Regions from separate parts of the Homo sapiens genome. Here regions 1, 2 and 4 are each linked to region 3. The links are chromatin loops, found by intact Hi-C in ENCODE. Cell type or tissue: PC-3. All regions are shown on one strand. Region 1 overlaps RAD51B (RAD51 paralog B). Region 2 overlaps RAD51B (RAD51 paralog B). Region 3 overlaps RAD51B (RAD51 paralog B). Region 4 overlaps RAD51B (RAD51 paralog B).

Evidence for each region. A loop is a pair of places that touch in the nucleus more often than their neighbours do. Peaks named below come from ENCODE experiments on the same cell type or tissue, not always from the same donor. Only the 100,000 strongest peaks of a DNase experiment are listed, where the experiment ranks them.
Region 1: it touches region 3 in a loop (2.8-fold over the local background); 4 of 110 quality-filtered maps call a loop at or near these places.
Region 2: a loop joins it to region 3, with 3 times the contacts of the local background. A loop is called at or near these places in 6 of 110 quality-filtered maps.
Region 4: it touches region 3 in a loop (3-fold over the local background); 13 of 110 quality-filtered maps call a loop at or near these places.

Annotation. Positions count from the first base shown.
Region 1 is chr14:68,163,943-68,166,442 of GRCh38, forward strand. The region is part of intron 7 of RAD51B (RAD51 paralog B); the gene reads left to right. All of the region lies in intron 2 of LOC105370546 (a long non-coding RNA gene), which reads right to left. Among named protein-coding and RNA genes, the nearest start is that of RAD51B, 350 kb to the left of the region's middle. In PC-3, no CTCF peak of the experiment used is centred here; no DNase peak of the experiment used is centred here; H3K27ac peaks cover 2,072 bases.
Region 2 is chr14:68,171,475-68,173,974 of GRCh38, forward strand. The region is part of intron 7 of RAD51B (RAD51 paralog B); the gene reads left to right. Among named protein-coding and RNA genes, the nearest start is that of RAD51B, 350 kb to the left of the region's middle. In PC-3, no CTCF peak of the experiment used is centred here; DNase peaks (open chromatin) are centred at 837 and 1,377; H3K4me3 peaks cover 568 bases; H3K27ac peaks cover 2,417 bases.
Region 3 is chr14:68,230,794-68,233,293 of GRCh38, forward strand. The region is part of intron 7 of RAD51B (RAD51 paralog B); the gene reads left to right. Among named protein-coding and RNA genes, the nearest start is that of RAD51B, 410 kb to the left of the region's middle. RefSeq lists enhancers at 1,354-2,500, 1,820-2,189. In PC-3, a CTCF peak has its summit at 1,257; DNase peaks (open chromatin) are centred at 318, 1,248 and 1,998; H3K4me3 peaks cover 1,753 bases; H3K27ac peaks cover 2,500 bases.
Region 4 is chr14:68,083,059-68,085,558 of GRCh38, forward strand. The region is part of intron 7 of RAD51B (RAD51 paralog B); the gene reads left to right. Among named protein-coding and RNA genes, the nearest start is that of RAD51B, 260 kb to the left of the region's middle. In PC-3, a CTCF peak has its summit at 1,401 (motif pointing right); no DNase peak of the experiment used is centred here.

The sequences.
Region 1 (2,500 bases), 67 kb before region 3:
AATTAATATATTATTAATATGGTCCTATTTTTCTTGAGAAGAAATGTTCTTGAAGATTTGAAATTTCTTATCTGTTTACAAACATTTTCCTGGTGCCATCAGCAGTTTATTCCTCTTTACTGCTTTGTGATAGGGCTTGGTATTCCCAATTTTACAGAGCAGAGATGACAGGTCACTTGACTAAACAAGTGACTTATTTAGAATTTCACAGGAAAGTAATTACAGAGCCCTTAAATTTCCTGTCTCTTACTTCTATGATATAAAACAATTTACTTTGCATTCCTTATTTATATAAATGCCTTAGAGCATTTCCTTTCCTTTAATAAAATCATGAAGACTATCACCTGGTAATGAAATTGTTAGGATGGAAGAGAAATGAACTAGGCACAGTGTACGTGAATTTGATTATTGCCTTTTCAACTGTCTAATAATGGGAGCTGTGGGCTCATAGGCTCTCCTTTTGAATTGTGAAAACTATACTTATTTTATACTACATTGGTGAAGTTCCCTGAAGTCCTTAAAAAACAAACAAGATTTAAAGTGCAAAATGTTATTGTTAAGTTAAAATGACCCTTGTGTGTTTGCAAAGCTCCGCGGGCTTTCTGGGGCTAGTGATCCCCTTGGTGAGCATTGTGGAGTGTGGTGGGAACCAGCCATGTTTTGGTGATTTCTTTTAGATTTCTAAAACTGTTTTTCTGTTGGGTTGAAGTGGGAAAACAGCTTTGGAACTGCTTTTGGTGTTGCTCTGAGTGTGTTTGGGAGTGCATTCCAATAGTTTGTGAGGGGATGTTAGCTGTTCAGGAAAAATAACCCTTACCAAAGGTAATGGTTCCCACTAGCATTTTCAGTAACATGTACCAGATGTGGGTAGTTAATTATTCTCAGATCTGATAAATACCTGCCAGCCAAGCCTAATTTTATTTTCAGTAAACAGTGGCCAAAGGTCCTAGCTGTTCATTTGATAGGATGGGCCTGTTTGCACTTATCTATTAATAAAAGCACAACACTCCTTTAGTTTTCCTTTCCCAGGGCCAGATAAAACATTTTAGACACTCACGTATTTGTCTTAGTAAATCAGACAAAGTAAACAAATCTGGTAGATTAACTTGGTAAATAGAGTGTGGTTAAGTGTTACCTTTGGAGTTGAACTCAGTGCCATATAAATAGCATTAATCGCATGGTATTTTCAATAATCTTTATGGAGTAAAACGGAGGGTTGTTTTTTTCTTTCAACCAACAGGGACTTAAGTATATTTCTTAAGTACTTTCAGATGTTCTTCTGTATGGAGATTTTAAAATCACTTTAAAATGAAATTTATTCTTTTGTCCCATTAGTAACTTGTTGGGAACTTTGTACTAGTTAACATTATGTTTAAAAACCTGGAAACCTCTATAGTTCATCTCAGAAGAAAAATAGGACTACATAGTGGCATGCAAGCTTTGCCAGACAGAGATAATGGCCATCTAGAGGTTACTGATTTGGGTGGAACAGTGAAAATGGGGCCGCTTTTATGGGGAAGACAGTGGCTGGTAGGCAGAAATTCACTTTATTCATATGCATTTTTTTTCCTCTTGGGTAAAGAGTTTTATTAGGGTCAGAAGTACTATTTATTTTTGTGAGGTAAATTCTTGTCTTGTGAGAACTGGCATGAAACAGACTCATTATTTCACACTAGCCAACAAAACAGTATTTTATCAAAGTAACTTCTAGTCAGTCCAAGACTGGACTGGATTTGTACTGGTAACCTGGTGGTGCAGGGCTCTAAGTCTCATGCCAGCTCTTGTCTCCCTCATTAAACTTCCTTTTTTAGTAATGATTAAAAACAACTCTCTTTACTACAATATATTTTCTCATTGGCTTTATACTCGAAGTTGCAAGTACTTTATAAAATTATTTTTAGTTTTGCATGCTGTATAATAATCCATCTAATTTGGTAAGCATAGTACATAAAAGAAATAGCTGAAAGGCTTTAGAGAAAGTTCCCTACTCATACCTCCCCCTTTACAATGATCTCGGCATTAATATCTTATGCTGTAAGAGGGTGGCCTGGCACAGTACCATGAATATTGTGCCCGATACCCAGTGGTAACCTACCAATGATTGTTATGAAAATGATGGTGATGATAGTATAGGGGAGAGAGTGTAAACCAAAAGTTGAGATCTGTATTCTGTTTTCAGCTTCATTTTAATGGCCTACTGGAAGACCAGGTACATTATTTCTGCTCTTTTTTTTTTTTTTTTTTAGTTTCTCCAGCTATACATGAAGAAAAAAGTCCTAGTCCACTAGCCAACCTGACAGGCATGTTGTGAAAACTAATGAAAGTATAAAGTTCTCATAGTCCGAAGCATAAAAGGTGCTGTAACCAATAGGTACAAAATACTAATTATTATTTTTACAGTTCAGCATAGTAAATCTTTGGAGTAAATTTTTTTCATTATATTTACTAGTCTTTCCTTTAAGAATTATTTGCCAAATTTAACTCTTTTTCTCTTTTAATT
Region 2 (2,500 bases), 59 kb before region 3:
ATTTTTAGTAGAGACAGTGTTTCACCATGTTGGCCCGGCTCGTCTCAAACTCCTGACCTCAGGTGATCCACCCACCTCGGCCTCCCAAAGTGCTGGGATTACAGGCATAAGAACCGCACCCAGCCTACAGTGTCTTTTACTAGGAATTGTAATTTTATTAGTTTCTAAAGAAAATATTAAATGCAGTGTTTTGTAGGCAGTGATTACCTTTCATCTTGTTTGTCATATTTCTCATTCTTTTTTTGTGTGTGTGACGGAGTCTCGCTCTGTCGCCCAGGCTGGAGTGCAATGGGGCGATCTCGGTTCACTTTAACCTCTGCCTCCGGGGTTCAAGAGATTCTCCTGCCTCAGCCTCCCAAGTAACTGGGATTGCAGATGCCCACCACCAAGCCCTGCTAATTTTTGTATTTTTAGTAGATACAAGGTTTCACCATGTTGGCCAGCCTGGTTTCGAACTCCTGACCTCAAGTGATCCACCCACCTCAGCCTCCCAAAGTGCTGGGATTACAGGTGTGAGCCACCACACCCAGCCATATTTCTCATTCTTATTTTAGGCTGATGAAAATACTAAATATTTCAACACCTCTGTATCATAGCCATGTTTAAATGTGCATATCCACCAGTCAATTTTAATACATTCCTTTCTAGTAAATTCTGTTAGGTCTTCAGTTCAACTGTACCTCCCTCAGTGTCACTTTTTACCTTCCCTCCTCCCTTAAATCGCCTAGTTCTCATTTTGAAAAGGTAGAGAAATCCTTTGTCAGTAGTTAGGAGGTTGTAGATCCTGTATGATTTTCTGTCATTACATTCTTAATCTATTACATGTGTATTTGTCCCGTCCTTACTGACTTAACCTCTGACCACATTGCAAAATGTAAACAGAGCCAGATACCGACAGGTTTGTCCCTTCATTAGCCAGGGCCCAATTCATAATTTCTATTTTCTAATTTGGAGAATAAGAAGGTTAGCTAGATTAAGAGGCTTTCCTAAGTCACATAACCGTTTGCAAGTAGCTAAGAACAGGATTGTGAACTCTTGCCAAACTCCTCCATAAAATTCCATAAGCTTGTGGGAGCTCATTTATACAATATTTAAGAGGTTATATAGGCAAGGAGAATAATTGAATTTCTATATATTTAGATTGACTGATATTTCCCAAACTTCAAGTGGAAAAAAAAAGCCCTTAAAGAAAGAGCTTAAGAGAATTAAAATGATGTGACCCGAACCATGGTTCCTTTCTCATTCAATTATTTTCTTTTAACCACTGATGGCTTTTTGTGCTTGGCTGGGTAACTTTCTAGCTAGTCAAGCCTATGTTATGAAAGAGAAATAAGACACTTAATCCTGTGAATGATTAACTAGTATTGGCCTCCCTTCCCAGTAGTTTGCCCTTCCTGTATTGTAGTCTGTGTACTCATTTCTGAGCCAAATCTCCAAGGTCTCTTATTATTGAGTGTAGGGACACCTGGATTACAGGGAGTTAGGCCTTTGTTTTAGTCTGAAGATGATGTGGCTAATTATACAGCTCCAGGCATTTGCATTTTTTCAAGGCATTTTAAAGTTTATTGCTTGTGAAAACCTAGTTTGTAAAGTATCATTTTTAAATTTTACAGGTGAAGAAGTAGAACTCAGAGAAGTTTTACTTGCCAAAAGTTCTGCAGCAAGTCAGTGGCAAATTCAAATAAGTGTACACTCATGTATACTTAGCTCAGTGTTTAACTCATGGAGGTATTGTTTTGTTTCTTATTTATAATATAAAGCCAAGTAGGGCTGGCTAGAGCCATTTGTAGTTAATACATTTTGGTCTTTGATCTTTTTCCACATAAGGTCAGACTTCAAGATAGAAAAATATTCTTTATATTCTTTGCAAAGAGCTGATTGCCATCTTTCTATACTGCCTGTGGGAACACTCTGGCCTTAGAATCCAAGATTTTATTATCCAAGACAGCAGCCAGTAAGTACAGTGAGACCTAAGTGGGGAATTAACTTTTGGGCTGTAGATTTTGAATGAGAAGTCCTACTCAGGATCTGAGAGGTGACAAGAACGAGTGACTATTCATTGATTTGGATTCCTGGGTCTTGGCACCTTCTGTGGGATAAGAATCACATGCAATATGAGTAATTTTGTGGAAAGGTCTTGGTCCTGGTTCATAGACTGTCTCAGTTCCTCAGTAGAGAGAACTTAGAGGAGAAATGACTCCCTTGTTGTCATATTGAAGCAGCAGCAGACTATTAGGGAGTACCCATGTTCCTGGCTTCTTTCCTTGGGCTGGAACCATTCAACTGCACAGATAAATGTTTACTCAAGGAAGAATGCATAGCTTTGAAACAGTCTTAAGATGAGTAAAAGTCTTAAGATCAGTAAAATATACAAACTACTCCTATGTAGGTCATTATATTAACATCTGTGGCCACATATTGGTCCATGAAAGGGATACTTCTAGCCACTGAAATCTTAACCACTAGAAACTTACTCTGCAGGGCATCTTTGTAATTATGG
Region 3 (2,500 bases):
TTAAAATGTAAATCAGTAACTAGCAAGAGGCATCTTTGGTCATTGTAGTTGCTTGGAGTAGAATAAATTTAAAAAATTCTTTGATGTGAGAAAAATTACTATCATCATTATCACACATGGAAGGTCAACATTAGGGCCAGTCATTGGAGTTAAACTGTCAGAAGAACATCCCAGTTACTTTCTCACTTTTGAGTTGTGTAGACTGACAGGATTTGAGTCTTTGAGGGCTTTGACTAGGGTAACTGACCTCAAAACAAATAGCTAGAGGGATATTTCTACTTCTATCCGCTGAGGGATTTGTAGCAAGAAGCCATATTGTGGATGGTATATTTTAATAACAAAGGGGATTTTAAAAGGAGGATGACACATTGATTTGGAATGTTTTCTCAACTGTATTTACTTATTCTTAAATATTTTCCTTCATGCTTTCTTTCTCAAGTGGATGACCAGCTGGTTGCCACCTTTTTCTTCTCTCTTTGCCTCTGTTCCTAATTTCTTTCTTATCCTTAACCACTCCACTTTCCTTCCTCCAATCTTGTTTTCTCTCTAAATCTTTCCTCCAACCTTATTGAATCTCTCCCCTTCTTTTTGTTATCTGGTCATTTGATCTATAATTTCGATTCCTTTTCCTGAAATTCCCTCCTTTTTCCTTTTCCCCTAAACCATCATTCTAGTCCTCCCCACACCCAAGCTTCTTATCTCTTTGCTGTTAATCTCCAATGTGTTTATTGACTTGTGTGCCAAAAGGCAAAATCCCCAGCCCCCTCCCAACCATGCCAGTGCATTGAAAAGCAGCAGCTGTCATTGCTCAACAAGTTCCTTGTGATCTACAAATCAATGGATAAGAATTCTCACAGTGAAGGTTTACATGTATATATTTGTATGTATATATGAGACATGTGACCATGTTTAATGAATGGAGAAGGACTTGGATCTTTTCTAGTAGAGAAGAGAAGCAGAAAGCTTTGCCTAACCCTATTTCTTTACTAAGGTAATGAAAAAATTATACAGGGAAAATAAATGATGTTAATGAGAGAAACAGGGACAGGAGACCAATAAACAATCATCAGGCATGAGAATATCTTGCTGAACTTATTATTGATAGTAGACACAGGAATGTAATATAAATGCAGTGATGGAACAGAAAGCAGACTCAGGAAAGAAAGAGATGATAATAAATAGTAATAAAATCCAAGTGATTCATATGCTCAAGTGAAAGAAAGAAGAAAGAGGGCAGTGTACACAAAGTAAAAGGGCAAGAAAATGGAAGTAGAGTCATCACTCGTAGAGATAAATAGTTGGGAAATATGAGAAGCCTTCCTGACATCAGTAAAATATTACATGTTAAACAGCAAACAAAAGACAACAACAGTGTCTGTAGTACTTTTGGAATATAAAAGTTAGATAATACTAGAGTAGTATCTTCAAAATAAGCAACTTCAGAAATCAAGTCCCCAGTAAAGGGAATTGGAAGAATTTGAATAGATGAAATAAGGAGCAGTGGCAAGTGATACAAACCTTAAGCAGGAAAAGTGATTTTAAATGGTACTGGCAGGTTAACAACTGGCAAAAAGAAAAAAAAAGAAAAGAAAAGCAAGATGGTGCTATATCCCCCAGGTGCTGGGAAACCAACCTGGCCTAAAAAAGGAGCAGACCCACCTAACTTTTTGCCAAGCACTGTGCTAGGTGCATTGCATACACTTTTAATTTAAGCCTCGCTGTACATAAAAGTGAAGCCAAGGTCTGAGAATGATATCCATTGGGAGGAAAAAACAGGAAAATTTTCTGAGCCAGTTCCAAAGTCATAAGGCTCAGGGGGAATAACTTTGACTTTGTCAAGTCAGAGTGAACAGCCAGAGTCAGCAGACATAGGATATTGTCAGAGGTAAATCACCAGCTTGGTCTGGTCTGTCTTATTGCAAGGTCAGAGGACCATAGCAAGCCAGCCAAATGTTTTCAACCATGGAAATCCCCTAACTTTCCAACTGCTGCAGTCCCACAGCTCTGAGCTTTTACTCACAGGATGGCTCCCTTCCAGCTTTCAAATCTCTCCAAGTTGATTAATCATTTTCTTGTTCTGACTCATTCAGGCCTCTAGAAAAATAGCTGTAGGTACTGGAAGGGCTATGTAGATCAAGGAGGTCAGATAAATTGGCTTGATGTTGGTCTATAGAAAAATCTAGAAGATATTGCCAAAAGCTTTTAAGCATACCGTCTTCAGATGCTGGGATGTGGGCTATATCCACAGGCCATTGGCTCATTCATGTGTTTGAAGCAGAATATTTTTGTGTGCATTAGGAGACTTGGGTATGTTCATTTCTTAATGTAATGTTAGATATTGTAAGCTGGTTGTTTAGACAGTAGAATTTCATTGTGACCACTTATTTTTATATCTATTTAGATGGAGTACAGGCCAGATTATAACCCCCTAACAAGAACAGCAACAGTAAACACACAGATAGTGCTTATTATTAGTTAAGCATGGTACTAATATTTTCCC
Region 4 (2,500 bases), 150 kb before region 3:
GATTTCAGTTATTGTGACATATCCTATGTTTCAATTAGAAGAGACAAACTTTATTTGGTGAGATTCAAATAGCGTTCATGAAAACGGTATCTTTTAATAAAGTGAGGTTAAAAAAATGGGAACCACCTAAGATCTTAGAGTGAGAGGAGTAGAGATTATGAAAGCAGTTTTACTTTTTGATTTTAGGGTCTTTCTATATAATTTCAGCCTGTATCAGATAATTCCGTTTAGGACACAGCTGGTACATTTAATGATCACAAACTCTGAAGGTAGTAACTGGATGCAATAATCACACAACAAAGTCATTGAGTAGGTTTGTTGACTTATGTCAGATTACTCTAAATCTTGATGATATTGCCTGGAGCACAAAAAAGGAATATTGTCACAGCAAGCAATGGAGGTTTTGATACTCGATCACTGGAGTATTCTTTTCCCCTAAATTTTGCGCTCGTTGTATCATAACTGCTGGTTTCTTAGCCTACTCTGATGTTGTGCAGAAAATTGTACAATACTTAAAAACGTGATATCTAGGAAAGAAAATTAGTAGAAAAAAGCCATTAGAACTGATATATATTAGCATTGGTTTGGTGGTTACTTATTAAAGATAAAAATGGAGAATATTTCATATTTCTTGATAGAAAAAAAGTAAGTTGCCATTCATGCAAGTAAATCATATTAATTTAGGTTTTTGGCATTTTTTTTGTTTTCTGAGAGAAACATGAAGAGTTCTGCTTATTTATTTTTTATCTTGAGAATGGGAACACATTAACAAGTACAAGCGACAATAAAACTTACTCCATAACTACATTATGAACTATATTAACTTACTCTACAACTCGATAACCAACATTATGGTTGGTTAAATAAAGAGAGTGAAAAAGACAGAGAGGGAACGTGAGAAAGAAACAATCTTTTTGTTTCCCAAAGCTGTAAGAAGCAATGATAAGACATTGAGTGTGTACGTGTGTGCATGTTGGGGTATTTTAGTATTGTGTTTATTTTTGTTGGGAGTGAGCAGAAAATGAAGCCTTCAGTAAAGAAATTAATAAATCTTATTAGAACTTGTTGTAAATATTTTTTAAATTCCTAAAGTTGGAACACTAAGGCATTATTTAAACTTTATCTCTGTTTTTTAAAATCTGAGAAACCCATTAACTTTTACCCTAGAAAATGGAAAGTGTCATATCTCATTTTACAGAGGAAGTTAACAGGTTTATTGTCTTGTTGTAACATCCTAATCCTGTGACATTTTGAAATAGTGCTTTTGGTAGTGCCTTGTTTTTGAAACTATAGACCTCTGGGGCACTATGGACATTTTGTACTAGATAATTCCTTGTCACTGGGGGCTGTTCTGTACATTGTAGGATATTTAGCAGCATCTCTGACTTCTACCCACTAGATGCCAGTAGCAGCACTCCCTTGGGGGACAAAATTGTCCCCAGTTCAGAACAACTGCTGTGGACATACATGGTGGTCCTACACAACTGGAGTTTAAATATGGATCCTGAACAGCTTTCATCAGTCTGATGCACTTCCCCAATATTTGTAATCATGAGGAGCAGAGCAAAACAAAGGCATAAATGTTGGGGTAATATTTTGTTTTCCAAAGACCACTGCTCAATTTGGGGGAAATTTTTGAAGAAACAGCAAAGGTAACCCTTGGAGTCTGGATTGGTTGGTTGGTTGATTGATTCATTCATTCAACAAAAATATATTGAACCCCTGCTATATATATGCCTGCCTCAATACTGATGACTTGTACGCTGCTGTGTGTGTCTTATGGCAGTATGTTAAAAAAAATCCGTGGATAATAAGTCTGATGGTAGACCAGTTAAGAAGCTGCTAGCTATAACATTGGTGAGAAATGATGGTTGCCTGGGTTTTGGTAGTGACAGTGGAATTATAAGAAATTTTATACAGAGATATTTAGAAGGTAAAACATTAGGATTTGGTGATTAACTGGAGAAAGGAAGGCGTCAAGAATAATTTCCAGGCTTTCATTAAGATGAGGACTAGAGTAGGAAAAACTGTCCTTTCTTTTGGAATAGGAGCAGATAATTGACTTCAGCTTTTGACATTTCCAATTGGAGCTGCCTTTGAGACATCCACAAGGAAGAGTTAGACAGTGAACTTGGGAAATAAATGGATTGTGTCTGTTTTGTTCCTTATTGTACCTCCTGTTCTTTAGACAGTGTCTGCATTTCTAGAGACACAGAGAGATTTAGGCTGGATGTATAGATTGGGTGTTCTTCAGGGTATATAGCTAGTTTAATTGAAATCAAGGAAGTAGATAACATTATCCAAGGAGAATGCATAGAGAAGAGGGCCTAGTATAGCAACCTTATGAGCAGCTTTTTCAAGGGACTGAAGAGAGGAGGGACTGGAGAAGTATGAGGAAAATCAGGAGTGTATAGTTAAGGAAGCCAAAGGAAGAGAGAGTTTGAAAAAGAAGGGAGTGTTTTATGGTTCTGAATTCAGCTAAGAGTTCAAGTAAAATACA